2 separate regions of the Mus musculus genome follow, and region 1 is linked to region 2. A link is a loop called in an ENCODE intact Hi-C map of the cell type or tissue named here. Cell type or tissue: heart. All regions are shown on one strand. Links, peaks and the distances in the headings refer to the core of each region. The heading gives the core; the rest is flanking DNA.

What was found. Hi-C counts contacts between places; a loop is a spot of excess contacts. Peaks named below come from ENCODE experiments on the same cell type or tissue, not always from the same donor. Only the 100,000 strongest peaks of a DNase experiment are listed, where the experiment ranks them.
Region 1: a loop joins it to region 2, with 4 times the contacts of the local background. A loop is called at or near these places in 5 of 42 quality-filtered maps.

What each region holds. Positions count from the first base shown.
Region 1 is chr1:95,757,511-95,769,802 of GRCm38, forward strand. No RefSeq gene overlaps it. Among named protein-coding and RNA genes, the nearest start is that of 4930598F16Rik, 47 kb to the left of the region's middle. In heart, for the core only: no CTCF peak of the experiment used is centred there; no DNase peak of the experiment used is centred there.
Region 2 is chr1:95,441,107-95,453,398 of GRCm38, forward strand. No RefSeq gene overlaps it. Among named protein-coding and RNA genes, the nearest start is that of Fam174a, 130 kb to the left of the region's middle. In heart, for the core only: no CTCF peak of the experiment used is centred there; a DNase peak (open chromatin) is centred at 4,635.

The DNA of each region.
Region 1 (12,292 bases), core at 1,839-9,838, 320 kb after region 2:
TAGATGTTTTACTTGTTTGGTTAGAGTCACACCAAGATATTTATATTATTTGTAACTATTGTGAAAAGTGTCATTTCCCTAATTTCTTTCTCAGCCTGTTTACCTTTTGAGTAAAGGAAGGCCACTGATTCATTTGAGTTAATTTTATAGTCAGCCACTTTGCTGAAGTTATCAGGTTTAGGAGTTCTCTGGTGGAATTTTTGGGGCCACTTAAGTATACTGTCATATCATCTGTAAATAGTGATATTTTGACTTCTTCCTTTTCAATTTGTATCCCTTTGACCTCCTTTTGTTGTCTAAGCTCGAGGGAGAACTTCAAGTACTACATTGAGTAGATAGGGAGAGAGTGGGCAGCCTTGTCTAGTCCCTGATTTTAGTGGGATTGATTCAAGTTTCTCTCCATTTAGTTTGACATTGATTACTGGTTTGCTATATATTGCTTTTACTATGTTTAGGTATGGGCCTTGAATTCCCGATCTTTCCAACACTTTTAACATCAAGGGGTGCTGAATTTTGTCAAATGCTTTTTCAGCATCTAATGAAGTGATCATGTGGGTTTTTTTTTTCTTTGAGTTTGTTTATGTATAGGGTTACCTTGATGGATTTCCATATATTAAACCATCCCTGCATCCCTGGGATGAAGGCTACTTGATTATGGTGTATGATCGATTTGATGTGTTCTTGGATTCCGTTGGGAAGAATTTTATTGAGTAATTTTGCATCAGTGTTCATAAGGGAGATTAGTCTGAAGTTCTCTTTCTTTGTTTAGTCTTTGTGTAGTTTAGGTCCAAGTGTAATTGTGGTGTCATAGAACAAATTCGGTTGTGTTCCTTCTGTTTCTATTTTGTGCAATAGTTTGAAGAGAATTGGAATTAGGTCTTCCTTAAAAGTCTGATAGAATTCTCCACTAAACCTCATCTGGACCTGGGCTTTTTTTGGTTGGGAGACTATAAATGACTGCTTCTGTTTCTTTAGGGGTTATGGAACTTTTTAGATGGTTTATTAGATCCTGTTTTAATTTTGACACCTGGTATGTGTCTAGAAAATTGTCCATTTCATCCAGATTTTCTAATTTAGTTGAGTATAAACTTTTGTAGTAGAATCTGATGATTTTTGAATTTCCACGGTTTCTGTTGTTTTGTCTCCCCTTTTGTATCTGATTTTATTGATTTGGATACTGTCTCTGGCCTCTGGTTATTCTGGATAAGGGTTGTTCTATCTTGTTGATTTTCTCAAAAAACCAGATCCTGGTTTTGTTGATTCTCTGTATAGATTTGTTTGTTTGTTTCTATTTGGTTGATTTCAGCCCTGAGTTTGGCTACTTCCTGCCCTTTACTCCTCTTGGGTCTATTTGCTTCTTTTTGTTCTTGAGCTTTCAGGTGTGCGGTCAAGGCTGCTAGTGCAAGCTCTCACTATTTTCTTTTTGGAGTACACTTAGAGCAATGAGTTTTCCTTTTTTCTGCTTTCATTGTATCCCATATGTTTGGATATGTTGTGGCTTCATTTTCATTATACTCTAAAAAGCCTTTAATTTCTTTCTTTATTTCTTCCTTGAACAAGTTAACATTGGGTAGAGTGTTGTCAGCTTCCACATGTATGTGGGCTTTGTATTTTTTGTCATTGAAGATCAGCCTTAGTCTGTGGTGATCTGATAAGGTACTTGGGATTATTTCTATCTTCTTATATCTGTTGAGGTCAGTTTTGTCACCAATTATATGGTCAGTTGTGGAGAAGATACCATGACGTACTGAGAAGAGGGTATATTCTTTTGTTTTTGGATGAAATGTTCTATAGATACCTGTTAAATCCATTTGTTTCATAACTTCTTTTAGTTCCACTGTGTCTCTGTGTAGTTTCTGTTTCCATGATCTGTCCATTGCTGAGAGTGGGGTGTTGAAGTCTCCCACTATTGTTGTGTGTGGTATGAAGTATACTTTGAGCTTCAGTAAAGTTTGTTTGTTTGTTTGTTTTATGAATGTGGGTGCTTTTACATTTAGAGCATAGATGTTACAAATTGAGAGTTCATCTTGGTAGATTTTTCCTTTGACCAATATGAAATATCCTTCCTTGTCCTTTTTGATAAGTTTTGGTTGAAAGTTGATTTTATTGGATATTTGAATGTCTACTCCAGCTTGTTTCATGGGATCATGTACTTGGAAAATTGTTTTCCAGACTTTTACTCTGAGGTAGTGTGTGTCTTTGTCACTGAAGTGGGTTTCCTGTATGCAGCAAAGTGCTGGGTCCTGTTTATGTATCCAGTCTGATAGTCTGCCATTTTTATTGGGAAATTAAGTCCATTGATGTCAAGAGATATTTAAAAAAGTGATTGTTACTTCCTCTTATTTTTGTTGTTAGTGGTGGAATTATGTTTGTATGGCTATCTTCTTTAATGTTTCTTGAAAGATTATTTTCTTGCTTTTTCTAGAGTGTAGTTTTCCTCCTTGTGTTTGTGTTTTCCATCTATTATCCTTTGCAGAACTAGATTTGTGAAAAGATATTGTGTAAATGTGGTTTTGTCATGGAATATCTTGTTTTCTACATCTATGGTAATTGATAGTTTTGCTGGGTAGAGTAGTCTGGGCTGGCATTTATGTTCTTTTAGGGTCTGTATGGCATCTGCCCAGGATCTTCTAGCTTTCATAGTCTCTGGTGAGAAGTTTGGTGTAATTCTAATAGGTCTGCCTTTAAATGTTACTTGGCCTTTTTCCCTTACTGCTGTTAATACTCTTTCTTTGTTTAGTGTGTTTGGTGTTTTGACTATCATGTGACAGGAAGAATTTCTTTTCAGGTCCAGTCTATTTGGAGTTCTGTAGGTTTCTTGTATGTTGATGGTCATCTCTTTCTTTAGGTAGGGAAGTCTTCTATAATCTTGTTGAAGATATTTACTGGCCCTTTAAGTTGGGAATCTCTGCTCTCTTTTATACCTATTATCCTTAGATTTGGTCTTCTCATTGTATCCTAGATTTCCTAGATGTTTTGGGTTAGGATTTTTTTGTATTTTGCATTTTCTTTGGCTGTTGTGTCAATGTGTTCTATGGCATCTTCTGCCTCTCAAATTTTCTCTTTTAGCTCTTGTATTCTGTTGGTGATGCTTGCATCTATGGTTCCTGATCTCCTTCCTAGATTTTCCAACCTCAGGGTTGTCTCCCTTTATGTTTTCTTTACTGTTTCTATTTCCATTTTTAGATCTTGGATGGTTTTGTTCACTTCCTTCTCCTGTTTGATTGTGTTTTCCTATAATGCTTTAAGGAAGTTTTATGTTTCCTCTTTAAAGGTTTCTACCTGTTTACCTGTGTTCTCCTGTATTTCTTTAAGGGGGTTAGTCATGTCCTTCTTAAAGTCCTCTATTATCATCATGAGAAGGGATTTTAGGTCTGAGTCTTGTTTTTCTGGTGTGGTGTGTTGGGGTATCCCGGACTTGCTATGGAAAAATAATTGGGTTCTGATGATGCCAAGTAACCTTGGTTTCTGTTGCTTATGTTCTTATGCTTGCCTCCCACTACCTGATTATCTCTAGTACTACCTGCCCTCGATATATCTGACTGGAGCCTGTCCTTCCTATAATCCTGGTTGTGTCAGAACTCCTCAGAGTCTAGCTGTCTCTGTGAGCCTGTGATTCCTAAGATTCTGGGTGTTTCAGACTTCCTGAGAGTTAAGCTGCCTCTGAAATGTTCAGATTCTTGTGTGACCAAGCTCCTGGGATCCAGGATGTGTTAGAGCTCCTGGGATTTGAGTCTCCTCTGGTGCTGTGAGACTGGTTGCAGAGATAGCATCCAAGGTAAATCAGGGCAGATCAGAAGGAACCAGAGCCACTGGTTGGGCATGATTCCTGTGCTCCTGGATCCTGCTGTTCCCAGTTATTCCTGGTGGTTTTAGAACAGATGTTGTGTCCTGCTCACCCCTGATCCTAAGATCCTGGGCATGCTAGAGTGCCTGGGAGTGGAGCCTCCTCTGGGTGCTGTAGGACTGGCTGTGGAGTTAGTACCATTTATCTCCCTTATTATTGGATTCAGAAGTTTCTCAGAATTATTTATTTTTCTGACTTTTACACTCAGGTACTTAGTATATAACACTAATAGAACCTACTCTCAGCTCTTATTTTAATTGAATGTATTAGATGAAAATCTGTGGTCAGACTTTATTGAGTCTGTATCAATATTTAAGAGCTAGAGATAAAATAAGCATCAACACACCACAGATAATTGTGAAATAGACAAATAATGATGCAGTGAGCTAAAAGGTACCAACTTTATATGTTGTCATTGGTTCATAGATTAGATAGGTATGTTTTATTGTTTTCAGCAAAAAAATCAAACAAGGCAAATAAAGTCATTTGACATTCATTTGAGGATTTTTTCAATAACTCAGTTGTAATTTTTGATGACTCACAGAATAATAATGCCATAATACATTGATTTATTTTGTTGTCAAAACAGATGAAAACATATTTCTTTTTAATCTGTGCCTGTTTCATACAACAGAAATATTAGTGATATGTGTGTATATATATGTATATCATAGATACTGAAATTGTTATTCATCAAGTTTAATATTTATATAAATGACATGCACAACTCAACATTTGACATAATGGTTAATCTTAAATTTAAGATTTATGCTTTACTTATATTCATATTCTAAAATTCATCATGTTTTTCAAGATAAATTTGTGTGTGGAGTAGTAGGATATTAAATTACTAAGATATTCTTTCTTATCACCAGGCTTCCTGAAAAAAAATATGTCTTATTTAAATGGATTTTTAATATGGCAACGTTTCAGCTATAGGAATGCAGCACATTTATAGGTTTGTGGATTACAATCTCTATTTTTCATTTATGTAGGTTATTTGTCTTCCTTTGGTGTTTTAAGGAACTATGACAGAAAGGTTTGTGTGGCACAGAAAGAAATCAGAGCTCCACCTAGAGGCAGAGTGGCATACTGCATTCTGGACCAGGAGTAGAGCCTTTTTTCCCCTGGGAGTTACAGATACTATTCCTTCACAGTGTGTAAACAGGATATGAAGCCAATGTACTTTAATGTAGCAAAAACAATGACGTTATACTGGGGAAAATGACTTAGACTAAAAATTTCCATTAACTATAATATATTTACAAAAGTTTAAGCACTTGAATTCTGCCTATGTTAAGGAGAATTTTAAAATTAAAATTCCACAAGCAAATGTGAGTTGTTTGTACTGAAACAGTGCTGTTGAAAGCCATGGTAAAGTTCCAGTGTTAAAATCACTAGAACAATAGCCAAATTATAGATGATAGTATGGAGAATTTTAATGCATGGTATAATGTAAATGAAGAGAATTTTAACAATGTTCTTGAATTACATTGAGCTGAAATATAAGAGAAAATGAAAGATGAACAGTGCTCACAATCAGGGTCATATTTGTAATTTATTATTTAAGAAGGATCATGTATTCAGGTATCTGCTCCTGTGATTCCTGGAGAAGAGTTTAAAGATGAGTGACAGCTGGATCATCAGAAAGCGGCTCTGGAATGTCAGGAAAAGATAAATGTTTTGACTTCAGTACTTGTGTTTTAAGATAGGCAAGAATGTCCTCTGCATTACAGAACACTAGAGAATGTGGTAAAGTGATACCAGAGCAAGTGACGGGAGACATGGCTGGTCTTAAGTGGCATATAAAATAACATAAAGAAAAATTAGAAGTGTAATTTTTAAGAATGATAATTTCAAAGAATGCATTGTCTGTTTAAAGATGAATTCTGGGATCCCACTGAGGTTGGAGTTTGCATGGTGCTTATGCTGAGAAGCAAGGCAAGAGAAGCTGGCCACAGGGTTTCACCCTGATGGTTTCCTGGAGGACGATATCAAGTAAGGGGATAAATGTTTAGAAGATAGTGTGTATATAGCCATACTTTAACCATTGGTTTGACACTGGGGTGACAAGAAAGACCATGAAATATTCTTTGTTTCCTTCTCTTTTTTTATTCTTCAGAATATCAATGCATGTTTCTCCTGAAACAAACTACTTAATTCTTGACCTTAGATTTTACCCCCAGAGTCCTAATCTTCATTAGCATCACATTCCTGTACACCTGGAATGAGTTTCTTGACTTCTGTCTTTCACTTTATGACACTTTGGATCCCCACTGGACTTTTCTTGACATCACACAGCAAGCCATCCACTATTGCTGGTTTTAATTAGCACCAGTCCTCACTAGACGAGTTGGTCTGAGGTTGTATATGCACTAACATATCAAGAATACTCTACCCTGAAGGGCAACCCTTCCTATGTGTGCGCTCCTGTGTTTGGAGCTGGTATGACCACTGAGAATTGTTTTCTGTTTGTGAAGTTCATCATGATTCAGGATTAGAGGTTTATTTTCAAATTGTTTTCATGTTTTCCCTTCATATGGTATAAAGCATGAATTAAACTTATAGAAGATTTTTTATGGAACATATTTTTAAAAAAAATATTTCACTAGTCTTGATCTTAGAGGTGATTTTTAGGCTTAAAACATCAATGACTTTTTAAAAAATATTTTTATTAGGTATTTTCCTCATTTACATTTCCAATGCTATCCCAAAAGTCCCCCATATTCCCCCCCCCCACCCACCCATTCCCACTTTTTGGCGCTGGCATTCCCCTGTACTGGGGCATATAAAGTTTGCATAACCAATGGGCCTCTCTTTCCAGTGATGGCCGACGATACATATGCAGCTAGAGTCAAGAGCTCCGGGGTACTGGTTAGTTCATAATGTTGTTCCTCCTATAGGGTTGCAGTTCCCTTTAGCTCCTTGGGTACTTTCTCTACCTCCTCCATTGGGGGCCCTGTGGTCCATTCAATAGCTGATTGTGAGCATCCACTTCTGTGTTTGCTAGGTCCCGACATAGTCTCACAAGAGACAGCTATATCAGGTCCTTTCAGCAAAATCTTGCTAGTGTATGCAATGGTGTCAGGGTTTGGAGGCTAATTATGGGATGGATTCCTGGATATGGCAGTCTCTAGATGGTCCATCCTTTTGTTTCAACTCCAAACTTTGTCTTTGTAACTCCTTCCATGGGTGTTTTGTTCCCAATTCTAAGAAGGGGCAAAGTGTCCACACTTTGGTCTTCGTTCTTCTTGAGTTTCATGTGTTTTGCAAATTGTATCTTATATCTTGAGTATCCTAAGTTTCTGGGCTAATATCCACTTATCAGTGAGAACATATTATTTGAGTTCTTTTGTGATTGTGTTACTTCACTCAGGATGATGCCCTCCAGGTCCAATCATTTGCCTAGGAATTTCATAAATTCGTTCTTTTTAATAGCTGAGTAGTACTCCATTGTGTAAATGTACCACATTTTCTGTATCTATTCCTCTGTTGAGGGGCATCTGGGTTCTTTCCAGCTTCTGGCTATTATAAATAAGGCTGCTATGAACATAGTGGGGCTTGTGTCCATCTTCCCAGGTGGAACATCTTCTGGATATATGCCCAGGAGAGGTATTGCGAGATCCTCCGGTAGTACTATGTCCAATTTTCTGAGGAACCGCCAGACTGATTTCCAGAGTGGTTGTACAAGTTTGAAATCTCACCAACAATGGAGGAGTGTTCCTCTTTCTCCACATCCTCGCCAGCATCTGCTGTCACCTGAATTTTTGATCTTAGCCATTCTGACTAGTGTGAGGTAGAATCTTAGGGTTGTTTTGATTTGCATTTCCCTGATGAACATCAATGACTTTTAAAATGTTCAAAATATCCTAATGTGAATAATTAGTAATTTAATTCTATTACTAAATATACTTATTCTTAAAGAAGTACAATTATTAATAATCTTATAACTCTCTCTAAATTACAGTGTTTCAAGAAAATTCTTCAAAATATTTCAAAAGTTTAATGTTTCATCTATACTTTAAAATATTTTGCTATCATTATTAAAATTCTCTCATGTACTATTCAAACTGTAGAGGACAAAGAGGTAATATTAAAATTCAGTAAAATTTATTATAATTGTGTAGAAAAAATGAAAAACAGTTTGGCTGAAGACATGTTTAATAGATGATAATATAGTAATAATGGTCTAAATAAATTTGTAAATAAATTAAAATGTAATAGGCATTGCTTTGAATGTCTGGAGAACTTTCTCCTCCAGATACTGATTGTGGCAGGCGTTATGCATGTGCAGGGCCTGCAGAGTTCTGAAAATGGTGTCAGATGTCCTGGTTTTAGAGTTAAGGACTGTAGAGTTCTGGGAATCAAATTCAAGTTCTCTAGAAGAGCAGCCAGTGCTCTTAACTTTTGGGCTGTCTCTCTCTTTCTGTTTTCTGCTTTAGAAAGGAGTTTAAGCTCAAAGGGACAGTGATTGTGGTTATGAAAATATAGAAACTGAATTAATATAGATTAGGTAACATTTAATAGTAGGCAAAATGCGAACCAACATCTATTGACTGGAAGCAACAAGACACACTGTTAACTAAGTCCTGAGAAAACAGAAACGTGTGCTAATGAAAATGTAAAACTGCTATGCTCTTATATTTAATGTAAATTATACTATTACTTGATAAACTTTGATTGCTTAAGAAAACAGTTTGTAGAACCTGTGTCGGTAGGGCTGACTGAAAGTGCTTTGATATTCTCTGGAGAACTAAATAATTCTAGGATCGTTATGGACTCCATTAGTAAAAGATATTGCCTTTAATTCCAGCAATTGGGAGATAGACAGGGGTATCTCTGAGCTTGGTCTACTGAGCGAGTTTCAAGATAGTGAGGGCTACACAGAGAAACCATATCTGGGAAAGACAAACAAAAGCAAACAGAGAAAAAACAAAAGTAAAATATAAAGGTACTATGACAGTAGAATCTAATTTTTGGTCATGGAAATTTATTGCACACACACACTCTCACACACATGCATGATGTACAGTATCTTCATACTGAAAACAAGTGAAAAAGACAACAAAGGGAAGTCACCTGTGAAACCTATGACCATCTTCTCTTTTTATATGTTCAACTACATAGGAAGTTTCAAGACCTAATTTACAAACTGACAGTCCACATCTTTTTGATGACAATGTTGTTTATCTTCTTATACTGTACTCACTAGTTATAGGCTACATACAATGTCTGATGACACAAATCTGTGTGATCACTCTAAAATCATATTTTATAAACAAACTTCATGAAGGATTTCATACTCAGGCACTGTTTTAAAGTCTATCTAAAAATAGTATATTATACACGATTTGAAATTGCTACAGAACAAAGGGAGCCCATAAAAGTTATTGAACAATCAAATGAAGAGGGGCTCTAGCAGTGGTGTAGGGAATAAAATGGGCCTGTAGCATGCTCGAATGTGATGTTGTACTCTTTGGTATCTGTGGGAAATAACAGTAAAATACAGAACAGATTTAAGTACAATTATCAAGAATACAGGAAATGGTGGGTGGTTATTATGAAATCTTTTTTTTCTCCTTAATTCTCAAATTGTATTTTTAACTGTTGCTACACTCTGCCTTTTAAACTGAAAACACAAAGTTAGTCAAAAGCTACTGTGTGTAAGCCAGAAAAGAAAAATTGGTAATAAAAAACAAAGCCTATCAAACTTATTCAAAAAAAGTATCAGTAGTAAGTAAGTTGCTATGGTTAAGTCTGTCTGTGAGGGGGGAATGGTAACAACTCAAATGCATACAAAGACTATCCTTTTTATACTATGACTTTATTTGTACTTTTCATTTTTTCCCTAAAATCAAACATCAGCCACATATTTTCATTGGAAAATATTATTTTCTCAAATTAGAATTCTTACAAGATATTTTATGCTGTGTTTCCAAGAAAGGCAGAAGTTCAGAGCTAACAAACGACTAAATCTCACAGGTGCAAATTTCAGTAACTAATGCAGATTTTCCTTAAAGCAAATCTGTACATATTTCTTGAAAAATCAGAGATAACAACTCATATTTCATGCAATCTGTCCTTACAAAAGTATTTTATAGCTTACAGTTCTTTTCAAGTCAATGAACGCTAGTCAAGCATATGCTTTTAAGACTTCAGAGAACAGCTGGGAAAATCGTGAAAAATCAAACCACTTGAAAATATTTTAATGCGAATGATAATTTGTGTAGTCTTGTAAAAAATAAAAATAAAAAACAGAAGAAGAAAAAAAAATTCCCGCCTCTTGAATCATCGTCAAGTAACTAATGAGATCTCTTCTGTAAATCGATTTCATCAGCTTGGTCTTGGGTTGGGCTCAAAATAATGTGATCATCAGCCACCTGTGGCTACCTGGTGTTGTTAGTTGTAGTCTTCATCATCCACCCAAGAAAATGCCCAAAGGTCTGAGAGACTCAATGAGTCTCACACCTTTTCTTCCCTTTCATCCTTGCCACAAACATAAATATTTATCCACAGTGTCTCTGGACCATTTTCCTACAAGAGGTTAGCTATAATTTGCATCCAGATGTAGTGTGTACAGCCAGGAAGCCTAACATGAATGAATGGAGTAGGAAAGATCAGGAAAATGGCAGCTCTGGGCTGTACACCTTTCCTTCTAGCAGTTCTTTCTTTATACAATTGGCCAGAGATGGACTCTGAGTAGCTGAAGTAGCTGCTGTCCTGAGACCAACGGCAATTATACTCTGTGTTACAATCACTGAGCAGCCTGCTTTTTCCTCCTCTTTTGCTCTTTTTAAATTTTATTTTCCCTTTAAGTTTTAGTTGTCAACTTCGTTTCCATTTCTCCATCAGGCTTCACTTCTTCTCTCCTAGGTACTGGATTGGAATACTTTAGAGGTATTTCTTTTTCAGTACTTTTCTCCCCTTAGGTAAATATAGGAAGATAAATATAGTGAAGATAAATATAGTCCAGTGGTGTTTAAATAGAATGTATCAATCAGCATAAATTTCAATACAACATAATGTAAAGCATTCTTTATGGACATTAGTTTTATATGAATGGTTAAATCTATGTGTGCTCTTGTTGACAAATGTGTAAATTTTGGTCTCTTATATTTCCTAAAAATTAGCGCAAAACAATGGAAGCTAATTCACTCAATTAACTAAAAGTTAATTGGGATATCGATAGTTAGCATCTTGATGAATATAACTCTTCATGTAGGTTCCATAAGAAAGACACTGAACTTTAGGCAAGAAAATCTAGGTCTTGGTCAACACAATGTTACTTGTCAGTATGTTTTCATGGATATTTAAGCACGATATAGACAACCAATCAGAGTGTTCCTCCCAGGAAAATAGCATATTCCTGCCCTTAGTTTTCCTCAATTGCTTTTAGTTCTTTGTATAGGGTTGAGGCCCTGGGGGCATTTTTTTTGTCTGCTTTTTCATATGTGTTGGCGTTCTCTTGTTCAGCTCACTTTTTGACAGTCATACTGGTGAAGATTTAGCACTAAGTCGTTAGCAAGATTTCCAGTGCTAAAATTGGTTGCCTTTTGTTGAGTGGGTCTTGACTCCAATTAGACAGCTGTTGGTTACTGCCCAGGCATGCATGCCACTACTGCACCTCACCTGTAGGGGTAGTCATCATACCATGCTCACTGTTGATGTGATTCAGATTTTATTGAAGTTTTTTTTTTTTTTTTTTTTTTTTTTTTCCTCCCTTAGCATAGATTCTGGGACTGAGAATTTCTGGAAGGAAGCTGTATGTGCAAAGACTGATTGACTAATTAAAATAGCACTGATATAGAAGGGTTGGAATGTTGCTGGTAGAGCCTGATTACCTTATCTTGAACTAGCATTAGTCCCTAAAGAATCATGCTTTGCCCACTTCAGTATCAGTGATAGCATTCTGTAATCAATGGTTAAAACCCTTTGGAAATCTATTAAGAGACCTCTCACTTCTACCAACTCAAAATGTTATTATGTAGCATTTGAGCCCTATGGGAGAGATTCACTTGACTTGCTGAAATCCCTCTGCAATGCATCCATAAATGTGTTTTCAAATTGCTTTGATTTGTGGATTTTGCTACCATAAAACCTATAAAACTATTTCTCCTTGGGAATATGAAATCTGAGGCAACTTAGATCCATGTTTCTTGGGTCATAGTCATTCAGATTTGGCTCTAGGATAAACTGTATCACTATGAGGTGAGAAGCTGTAGGGTTTTTGTTCTTTTCTTTCTTTTTTTCTTTTTCTTTTTGCATTTTCAATGTGTTCAACTATTTAAATCAGTGAGTACATTTCTACCCATTTAAAATATTTATGAGTTAGTGGATGTCTATGAGCTAAGTGTTCTTATCAAAACATGAAAATTTACTGGCATGTTGGGAACTGAGAAAGAAGCGAAGGAATAATTTTGGGCCCATACAGCAGAACATGAATGT
Region 2 (12,292 bases), core at 1,514-9,513:
GTCTATCTGAAAAGAACCCAGATGTCCTTCAACAGAGGAATGGATACAGAAAATGTGGTACATTTACACAATGGATACTCAGATATTAAAAATAGAATTCATGAAATTCTTATGCAAATGGATGGAACTAGAAAATAACATCCTGAGTGAGGTAATTCAGTCACAAAAGGACACACATGGTATGTACTCACTGATAAGTGGATATTATCCTAAACGCTCGGAATACACAAGATACAATTCACAGACTACATGAAGCTCAAGAAGAAGGAAGACCAAAGTGTGGATGCTTCAGTCTTTCTTAGAAGGTGCAATAAAATACTCATGGGAGGAAATATACAGACAAATCTGGAGCAGAGACTGAAGGAAAGGCCATTCAGAGACTGCCCCATCTGGGGTTCCATCCCATATACAGACACCAAACCCAGACACTATTGCAGATGCCAAGAAATGCTTGCTGACAGGAGCCTGATACAGCTTCTCCTGAGAGGCTTTCAGAGCTTAGTAAACACAAAGGCAGATGCTTGCAGCCAACCATTGCACTGAGCATGGTCTCTCCAATGAAAGAGTTAGAGAAAGGACTGAGGAGCTGAAGGGGTTTGCAATTTATAGGAATAACAACAATATCAAACAATCAGACCCCACTCCCCCAGAGCTCCCAGGAACTAAACCACCAACCAAAGAGTACACATGGAGGGACCCATGGCTCCAGCTGCGTATGTAGCAGAGGATGGCCTTGTTGGACATCACTGGGAGGAGAGGCCCTTGATCCTATGAAGGCTGGATGCCCCAGTGTAGGGGAATGCCAGGGCAGGGATGCAGGAGTGGGTATGTGAGCACCTCATAGAAGCTGTAGGGGGGAGGCTAGGATATGGGATTTTCAGAGGGGAAACCAGGAAAGCGAGTAACATTTGAAATGTAAATGAATAAAATATCCAATAAAAAAAGAATATAGATGTAAAAATCTCCTTGGTAGTTCAGAGATATGAGAATATGTCTTAAATCTGATCCTTGCAAGCCAATAGTTACAGTGTTTTTCTTTCTTCCATTCATACATTTCTCCCTCTAGAGGAGATGTTTTATTTTGAACATTATATTATCTCAAACTAAAATATGCTTCTGAGCTCAAGAAGGACAATGCTTTCAGCTCTTTTGGAGCAACAATTTCCACAGAAAAATTTGAAACTGGGAGGTCAATTAGAAGGAAAGACTCTATGTTTGGAGTAGATTTCTATGCTGATTCTGAACAGGGTGTCAGCAGCTCTGCTCTGATTGGTAAGTTATATAACATTACCAAATTTACATTGTAATTTCAGAAAAAAGTACTGGAAAGTTTCACAGTTCATTTTCAGAATAAAATTATAGTTTCCCATGTAATGAAATCAAAAATTTAAAAAGAGATCTTAGCTTCATTTTAAGTATTGGTTATTTACAGTCTTTAATTCAATAATATTTGTCTTCTTTGACAGTTTCATATATTTATAAAATGAATGTTAATCAAACACTTCTACCAGTCTACCACTACCTTTGTGCAATTTTTCCCAGTGCCCCATGACCATCTCCTTGGTAACCTGGTGTCTTCTTTTTATTTTATTACTTTTGTTTTTAGTTACTTTTTGAGATCAACCAGGAGGAGGAAGAATGGGATGAGGAACTGTGGAAGGTAGGACCAGGATGGGGGATAACTGCTGGATTGTAATATATACAGAAACATTGCTCATTCATGCAAGCTATTTCTTTTCAAATTCCCTTTAGTATAGATGAATGTGTGTACTCCCCCATATACACACACAAAACACACACACACACACACACACACACACACACACACACACACACACACACACAGATACACCATTCTTCTTCATTTATTCTTAGTTTTGTCTAGCCCTTTCCTAGTTTCTCTTCTTCCTGTTACCCTATTCCACTTTATTCTGAGTATACTCCCCTGTAGTTTCATTTACCCACATCCCAGGGTCTTCTCCTCTTTATCTTCTCCTTGGGTTGTAAGCTCACAAGTTTTCATGCAGCTTCTAATTAGTCTTTATTTTGTTTGAGCCTCTTGACAACTTCCCAGTTTCCCTTTCCTCACCCTTCTTTTAAGCTTGAGCTTTTCTGTCTTTGGTACTCAGCCTTTCTTCTCTCATTTACCTGCATTTCATTATCCTTCCTTTCCCTTCTAGTGGCCTATTTTTAGTTTTCTGGCTTTCACATGTACTTCAGGTTAAACACATAAGTAAATTTAAAAGAAATCAAAGCTAGAATCCACATATGAGAGAGAACATAGAACATGCAGTCTTCATCTTTAGGGCCTTAATAAAATATAATACATCTTAATAAAATGTAAGATATATTATAAATTAGACATAAAGCCCACACTCCCATGATAATAAATGAATGACTCAAATAATAATCCCCTTTAACACACAAGATAAAGTGATCTTAATATCATTGACTAAATTAAAAAGTAGCATATGTGGAAATAAAAGTCAGATTTCTCAAACACATAGATATCATCAGATGAGGGTCATTTAATGGCATGCATTTTGGGTGCATTTATTATTTCTGTAAGAGTCTAGATGTCCATTAAAAGAATTACATTTAAAAGTTTACATTGCTAAACTCCATTTTAACCAACTGCTCCTGCACTAGTCAAATAAATATGCATGTGTATATGGGTGTGTACATGTTTGTGTTTGTGTGTATGCATGTATAGTAATAATTGAGAGGAGTTGGAGGCAAGTGACATGGGGGATTGAAGAAAGAGGAAAGAAAGATGTGATGTAATTATACTTTAATTTTAATCTCTCAATAAGCCAAAGTAATATATATATTCACATATATTATAGGTATATATGTATTTATATGTTTTATTTATGTAATTAAGACAATTATTACATATGACATATAAACATATAATATATAATATATAAATAACTATGTAGTGGATTTATGTATTGTATAGGCAATATTATATATAATTTTATGTATTTTATTTATATATTGTATTTATTAGAGTGGCTTACTGTGGTCCATATAGTCCAAAAATGGCTAGAAACCCATCCACAACCCAAGAATCCAGTAGTTGTTCAGCCTGTGAGGCTGAATGTCTCTGATGGTCTTCTGTATTTGCTATTTGGAATCCTAAAGTAGAAGGCTCTAATACCAGTGAAAGGGTTAACTTGCCGTTCAGAGTGAGGGCAAGCAGGCAAAAAGCAGGAGCTTCCTTCTTTCATATCACATCAGTCAATTATAGTCCAGTGGCAGACCCCAAATAATCCCAGGTAATTTAAAGCACATATTGGCCTTGATCGGTGATGAAAGAAAGAACAAAGAGCACACACACACACACACACACACACACACACACGTGAATGCACTCACACATACAGGTGACTACCTACCTACATATATACATGCATGCATACATACAAGTTGGATAGATAACACACGTGGGTAGATCTGGAAAAAATGTGAGATGAAGAATGCCAATTATCCAAACGCATTTTAGGAAATTCTTGAAGAATTATGAAAATATTTAAAGTATTGTGAAGAGACAACCATTCTGCCTTTACCCACCCATGTATATTACCCCATGCACTAACCTCACTCTTATTTCTGCCAGGAGGCTTGTCCAAAGCACTCAACTTGATCCTATATTCATAGAAATCGGTAATCCATACCTAAGCCGCTTGCTGTTTTACACTTGGATGAAGATATACTGTAATTGTATCAATTAGGAGACAGGCTGGCCATGCTAGCACTTTAAGAACGGTGAGCTTCTCCTTTTGTCCTGTGAACAGGAATGATGAAGTGTGTGATGCTAAAGCCAGGTCACAGGATAGCCAATCCAGTACATTTAGAGGAGTCAGCATCATGATGGAACTTGCACCACTAAAACCAAAAGAAAATGCTGGAAAGGGACTAATGTCTTATAATATTGCCGAATTTTTAATTTAAACCATATACAGCCTATCTCTTTAAATATTTCAAGTGCTTGTGCTAATATAATCATTTCCTTTGCTTCAATTGAAGGTTTTGCTAAGTTATTTTAAAGAACAGGATTATTATTATTTTTTTTTAGATTCAATTCTGTTAAACAAGTCTTTAAACTTTTGGTCTATACTAAAAAGTATTTTAATATAGCTGACAGGTTGTAAATTCTTTCCAATTCAGAAATAAAGGTGAGTGGGAGGGGATTCCAAGCTGGTTGAAAAAGCAGGGGCAAGCTAAGCTCCTAAAGCCAGGTTGTAGGAGTTTTATGCAGCCTGAGAGAGGATATGAACTTCACAGGAAGGACAATCTTTTTTTTTTTCTCAATTTTGCTAATAGATCCTTTAGTAGCTACTGCACTAAATAAAGGGATTAATTATGGGTTACATTAGTGGTTATATTTGTTCCTGTTGATGCTGTTCTGTTTGCAGCTTAACAGTCTATGACCTTGTGGAAGGATAGCAAAGAGCTGGTATTTTATGTCCTAGAGTAGAATGTTCTTTCTCTCACATAACACAGATCCGACTCTGGCTAGCTTATGTGGCCCCAGTAGGGGTGGTTCCCAGGCCCTCTGCTTTATTTCCACTGCCTGGGTTGACTTGTGGACTGTGGGAAAGTGTGCAGCATCATAACAGTGAAGTGACCTCTGAGCAGAGAGCAGGGACCAAACACCAGGAAGGACAGCAGGACACAGTGTAAGCACATGACCTGTATGCGAGGCTCATCCTTCTGGTGAGCAGATGTAATTAACATAGAAGCTGAATTTGTGCTTCGGCTAAATTTGTTTGGCTAAAACCAGATTTGGGGGGGGGGGTGAGTGGAAAAGACTATTTTTCATCCAGCAATAGTAGGTGTAAAAGAGTTTTCTTTCAGAGCATGCTATGTCTTAAATCTAGACATCAGAGTCTCCCATATGTCAGTCATGGAATAGTGTTTCTTGATATTAACAGACATTACATTAGAAGAGAATGAGGAGGGGTGTTCTGATTAAACTAAATCAGAAAAGAAATACAAACAGTATAGGAATGTCTTCAATGTCAGGGCACATACAGTTTGGGTCTGTTTTACTACTGTGCAAACCTGTGTGATTTCAAATCAGAAGAGGAAGATGGAGCATCATTAGCAGTGATTCTAATTCAGTGGTAACTGATGTATTGTGGGAAGGACCTAGAGGTGATATAAAATTTCTTGTCCAAAGGGGCACACTGGTGCAGTGCCCATCTGGGTTTGGGCATGCATGGAAACTACGGGAGGACTTAGGGACTGGGTAGATTCACTAGTAATGCACACAAATTCTCTTCCCTACAAAGCCAGGTCCTGAAGAGATGACGTAGGGAAACGGATCAGTCCAAGCCTGTGAATGTGGCTCCTTGCTGGGCCTCATGGTGAAGGAGAATGTTAAGATGAGGGACCTATGGCTGCTTCAATAAACATCCTACAGATTTGGTGCCTGGCTACACCTGCCTGTGGAGCTCAGCTTTCTCATTTTTTAAAATTCAAAAATTCTTTGAATTTTTATAGATATTTTATTTACATTTCAAATGTTATCCTCTTTCCTGGTTTTCCTTCCAAAAACCCCTATCCCACCCCTGTTCCCCCTGCTCACCACCCCACCCACTCCTGCATCCCTGTCTTGCTCTTCCCCTACACTGGGACATCCAGCCTTTATAGGACCAAGGGCCTCTCCTCCCATTGATGTCCAACAAGGCCATTCTGTGCTACATATGTGGCTAGAGCCATAGGTCCCTCCATGTATACTCTTTGGTTGGTTGTTTAATCCCTAGGAGCTCTGGGGGGTACTGGCTGTTACATATTGTTGTTCCTCTTATAGGGCTGTAAAACCCTTAGGCTCCTTGGGTCCTTTCTCTAGCTCCTCCACTGGGGACCCTGTGCTCAGTCCAATGGTTGGCTGTGAGCATCCACCTCTGTATTTGTCTGGCACTGGCAGAGCTTCTCAGGAGACAGCTCTGTCAGGCTCCTGTCAGGAAGCACTTGTTGGCATCCACAATAAAGTCTGGGTTTGGTAACTGTATATGGATGGATCCCCAGGTGGGGCAGTCTCTGGATGGTCTTTCCTTCAGTCTCTGCTCCATATTTTGTCTCTGTATCTCCTCCCATGAGTATTTTGTTCCCCCTTCTAAGAAAAACTGAAGCATCCACACTTCATTCTTTCTTCTTCTTGAGCCTCATTTGGCCTGTGAGTTTTATCTTGGGTATCCCAAGCTTTGGGGCTGTCATTATAAAAAGTATCAGATTTCTGTAGATTTTGATCCACATTTCATTTTGGTAGATTCTTTCCCTGTCCACTCCACAACTGCTTTGCTTATTCTCTCCTAATATGCCTCATTCCACTTTCAAAGCAATGGATTCCAATGCCCTCCTCATTCCCCTACCCCCAAAGCTCTTTGCTCTAATCTCATGGTTTATTTCTAGTTTTATGAAACTAGAATGTTTACTCAAGTTAAAACTGAGAGACAGAGGTGCCAGTGTGGAGAAAAAAAAATGCTATTTTTTTCTCCATGACCTATGTGAGCCTTAGGAAACTTTAAGGCCCATCCAGGTTGGGCTTCAACCATCAGCTCATACAGCTTTGTTGCCAGAATATGACATGTCAGTCTTTCAGGCTGCAAGACTATTTAAGATAGTTTCTAGTAAAGACAAACATAAGTGATACCTTCCACACATTCTTTATGGAGAATGAAATAGCCATCTTTCTTCTGCAGTAACATAGTCTATTCTAGGTGTCTCAGTAATATTTTGGCTTCTTATTAGGTCCTTTTTGGTCTTAGTTTATTTGTCAATGCTCTGGTTATTTTGGTTCTAGAGCTAGAGACATAGCTTCATGTCTAACTGAGGAACAGAGTACAAGCACATTCTTAATCACTTGTGAGCTGTGTTTATGTTAGAATCATTACATGACTGTGCAGGATCTGTGCATGCTGCTTCAGGCTCTGTTAGTCCATTGAGAACTCATGTTGATTCAGAGTGGTGGTTCTCAACCTGTGGGTGATAAACGTTTTGTAGGGGTCCTATACCAGATATCCTGCATATCATATTTTATATTAAGACTCATAACAGTAGCAAAATTACAGTTATGAAGTAGCAACAAAATAATTTATGGCTGGGGCGTCACCATGACATGAGGAACTGCATTAAAGGGTCTCAGCAATAGGAAGGTTGAGAACCACTGGTAAAGAGCATTTTGCTTTTTGGTCTCTTTAAATTGTCCTATGCTCATAGGCTCTTTTGTTCTTTACTCCACCTCTTCTGCCCAGTTCTTTAAATCCTGAGAGGAGGGATTTGAGGGAAACATCCTGTAGGGCTCAGCATTTCAAAGTCTCTCACCCTGTGCATGGCTTCTGGCTGTGGGTCTCTTTATTTGTTCCCATCTGTTGCTGGAGGAGGCTTCCCTGTATAGAAGGCACTAGGTAGTCAGCATAATTGCCAATGTATAGAAAGAGCTCAGTAGTCACTATTATTGCTTTAAATGTTTTCTGACAATGATTCCCATTTTCCTTGAACCTTCTCTTTGGGTTTTCCTCTGGCATATACACAAAAGGAAAGACATAAAACCATACAGATTTTAGCCTTCCCTAATTCATCTTCCTGCTCCTTTTCAAATTTTCTTACACTTAAATTGGCTAATTATTAATATGAGTGTCATCATATTTGGGATATTTTCAAGTTTTTTGGTAGATGAGTCCTATAGAATATGTACACTCAAATATTTTTCATAGGGCTAAGATAAAGTAAATAAAAACACGGTGAGAAGAGCTGCCCAGTTCACACACACTTAACAAGTAAGCCAATGGTTCTCAACTCCCTACACTCAACTTCTGCACTGTGGGCAAAATGGTACCTGAGCTCACTTCTGAATCAGCCAAGCGCTGAAGCCTTGTGGGGTTATAATTAGACAGATAATAAAATGGGGCTCCTATCAAATTTTTCACACATTTTAACACACCTGACAGTCTATCCAAAGGATGTGTCTCTCAAGACAGACTTGCTATGGATGGCTGGGTTTGCCAAACCACCAGAGCATGAAATCAATCCTGCTTATCAGCATCCAGCCCATGGAAGCATGCTTCTGGGAGCCGGAGTCCATGGCTCAGAGCTTTCTTTGGCTGTGCTCAAAATGAAGACAAAGATTGTGCACATCAATTCCACTTAATTAGCTTTTTACATGACTTACATTTCTCTTACGTAGGCTAATTAGAAACATGCTAGAAAATCAGCTCTCCCCCACTCTGGAGAGTTCACAGGCATTTCTGCAAACACACTCACTAAAATCAGCATCCTTAACTTCTCTGCTGCAATGGCTCAGGCTGGAGGGTAGTTCCCCATTGAGATACAGTTGCTGTACTATTAATTTTGTTCTTTACTTTCCTCTCTCCAGGAAACAGGCGATTTAATTCGCGAGAGTGCTCTGAGGCACCGTGCTTATGTTGTTGAGCAGATTTATGTAGTGCCTGTGTTGAACAACACAGTACTCTGACTTGAAATCACTGTGTTTTGCACTCATATGAAGTTAAATACAATTTTTCCAAAGTGTATTTAAATAAGTGCAGAGGGGCTGGCCCAATATCAAACAAAGTGATCTCCTGTGTGCCAACATTGTTTTCTATTTTTTAAAAAGGCACTATATGTTTATTGAAGATCTTTCATAATTGTTGAAGGTATCAAATATGTTTTAATAGATCATAGAATTAGTATACAATACTAAGAGCAACAAACTCTAACTTTATAAGCAACCATACTAGAAAATTTCAAAATGACACACAGCATGGATTGTAGTTTACAATTAGCAGATACAAGCAAATCAGTAATGTCTTTGTGGAAGGAAGTTGCCTTCCTCTTTCCAATAGCCCATTTAATTTGTAGTTTCACATAAACTAAAACTTAAGGCTTACTTCTTCTTTGACCACAGTATAACAATTTAAATTACACATCATGAAGAAGAATTGATAATATAAATTCCACACATATGGAACCAATAGCATCTTTCTGACATGGACTTTCTAACGAGTTTGAAGAGAGCCAGATACGTGGTGAATACAAACCAGGACACTTGCCCAGTAGGCTTCAGTGTCATGGACTCACATTCTCTTTGATATCAGTACTGATAGGATATTAGAAAAAGATCAATGACCTTTTGTACTCCAATCAAAATGTTCTATATTCATGAATCATTGTAGCTAAAAAAAATAAAAACAAAGACTACCAGAAGAAAGGGAATAGCAACATAAAAAATATACTCTTTAACATTTTTCTTCTCTCAATGAAGGACTGCTCACAAAGGTTGAGACTGTACAGGCTAATCGCGATGAAATTCTGTCCAAACTGAAGCAAGTAGTTTATCTATGTGTGAAAATCACTGCTTTTGGAATTTGAGAGGTCTAAACCATGTCTCTGACTCTCTGATTAATACTATTTGTATTCTCTGAAGCAAGAGACATTGAGGACATTTTGGAATTCAGATTCGCCAACTTAAAATAGATATAATAGCCTGCATTTTGAATCATTATTAAGGATAATATGTGTTTGTGTAGCTCAACTGTGGGAGGAGTGAATATACTTTGTACTTTAGACTCATCATAGATGATGAGCATTTCTTCTGCAGTATTTATCAGAGTTTTTCAAAGTTGGGCTTATCTCTTCATGCATATATGCTTCCGCATACACCTGATTCTTTGTATGCCTATAGGCTTTTTTGTAAGCTATAGTCTCCAAGTATATGGTATCTATGCAGATTTAATTAGTTGTGTGGCCAGTGGTTTTTGGTGTTGTTGCTGTTGTTTTGAAACTTAAACACAATTCTAGCTTGTGGACATCCGAGAAGGGCACTGAAAAGATTTTCTCCTCTCTGCTTCAGAAAGGCCAGAAGCAGGAAGTAAACAGAATTAGTTCAGTTTCAGCTACACAGATGCAATTTCCTCTTCTTGGGGATAATAACTATTCAAAGCTGATGGCTTTTAAAGAGCAAACTGTTACCCAATTTCCTTCCTCTTTCATCAGTTTTTAAAATGTTTATCTGTGGAAAACACTGTAAAGGCTTACACTCAAATGATCATGTTCCTTGTGGCCATTTACTAGTACACATCCTGCCCACAACTGAGAAAGCAACATCAGAGTGTTACTGCATGCAAAACTGTGCGAGGAAATGCTCCTGTGCCTTCTCACGCGTAGTGCTGACCACTGTCCCTCAGGTGGTTTTCTTGTCACTCCAGTGTTAAGGTGAACTTTATAGACAAAGGGAAGGTGATTAATTTACAAATTATATCGTATTATTAGGAGTTAAAAATCAAATTCTAATATTCCTACACAAGCTTTCCTGAAATGTTTTCTATGGAAAATGCTGAGACGATTTATGAACGCAAACTTACCTGCCCCACCTGAAATATGATGGCAAACCATAGGAACCATTGTGTACATAGATGAAATATTTGTCCTCTTGCTATAACATATTATTTCTAGATGCAAATTTCACTGAAGTAACATTATAACAATTCAGTCTTTGGGTACCTAATTCATGGTCATAGTTCACTGTTACATGATCATAACCATTTTTTCTAACTTAACCTAAGTTAATTCTATTGGAATACTAACTTACAAGCTGCAGTAAGTTTTAAATTTTCCTGTTTTCTTGTTCAATTTGCCAGCATTGTGAGCAGATCTGTATATTATGCACTCAGTACATACTCTAAATGTATTTGCATAAGGAGTAAGTAAATTAACAAATTAATGTTTGAAGTAAATGATAAAGCTAAAACTATTATATGTTTTTAGAAATCAGCAACAAAGCAAGAAATGCTACTTTGTTCTTAATTGTTCTATATAAATACTTATAATAATAGGTCGCCGGGCAGTGGTAGCTGTAATTCCAGCACTCCAGAGGCAGAGGCAGAGGCAGGCGGACTTCTGAGTTCGAGGCCAGCCTGGTCTATAGAGAAACCCTGTCTCGAAAAACGAAAATAAATAAATAAATAAATAAATAAATAAATAAATAAATAAATACATACATACATACATACATACATACATAAATACATAAATACATAAATAAATAAATACATAAATACATAAATATGAGGTCGACCAGTTGTCAATCCTTTAGGTTTTTGTTTTTAATTCATGTGATTAATAGATAGATAGATAGATAGATAGATAGATCTGTTCTTTTTCCTTTTCATCTTTCCTATAACACTTCAAAAGTTCTATCAATTGTGATAAACGATTTGTTTTATCATCTGTTTCTTGGAGTCACCAAAGTTCATACAATGTTATTTATTATTACCTAAGCCAGCTTGATAATATGTGTCTTACTAATGTGTTGACATTGCATTTGCTAAGACCTGAAAAAAATAATAATCCTAGCTAGCATTCAAACATAGAAGAGGGAAATCTCACAAGACCACACCATTAAATGAAGAGCTACAAGAAATTAATGGCTGCTGATGGAGGGAGACTACATCCTCTCTGGAGACAAACTTCTCTGCAATAGATTACCTAATCCCAAGTGGTCATTTCTAAAGACACACAAACACACACACACACACACACGCACACACACACTATATCTACATCTATCCTACATCTATCTATATCTGTATCTGTATCTATAAGCAACACTAAAGATACTCAATGTGTTATATTTATAAATTCATATAAATAGAAATGTATGTGCAAATTGACACACATGTAGTGTGTGTGTGTGTATTTCAAATATAATAGTTAAAGAATAAGAGACCAGGAATTTAAGACACAGAAGCAAGGCAGATAAAGGAGGAGATGTTGGGGAGAGAGAGGGATAGAAATGGTTTAAATACCATATTCACATATGAAAGTCTAAAAAAATACATAAATAAAAGCAAAAGGAACCTTTACTTATTATAGTTGCAGTTGCTTTAGACAAATTATCCTAATTCAATATCTGTCTTATTATTTCTTTAATTTAAAATATATGGGTCTGTTCTGATGATTAATATTGTACTGCCATGAATATTTGGTATTAAGAATATATTTTAAGGAAGTTGAGACACAAAATGTTCAGTCTTCAGGAAGTAAACTATTAAAATGGAAGCCAAGGCATGTACAAGGTGAGATGACCCAGGAAAATCTGAAGTCCAAGGCCACCCTATATAATAACAGTCCTAAGGACTTAGTTTTGGAAAAATGCCTTGTCTGTTTCCTTAGGTCCTTGGAGAATTCATTGTTTTACTTCTGCATATGAGAATACATGTGAGAATAATACTTCCAAAAAGCAAAATAAAATAATATTTTTGCATTTTGCTTGATTCACTCA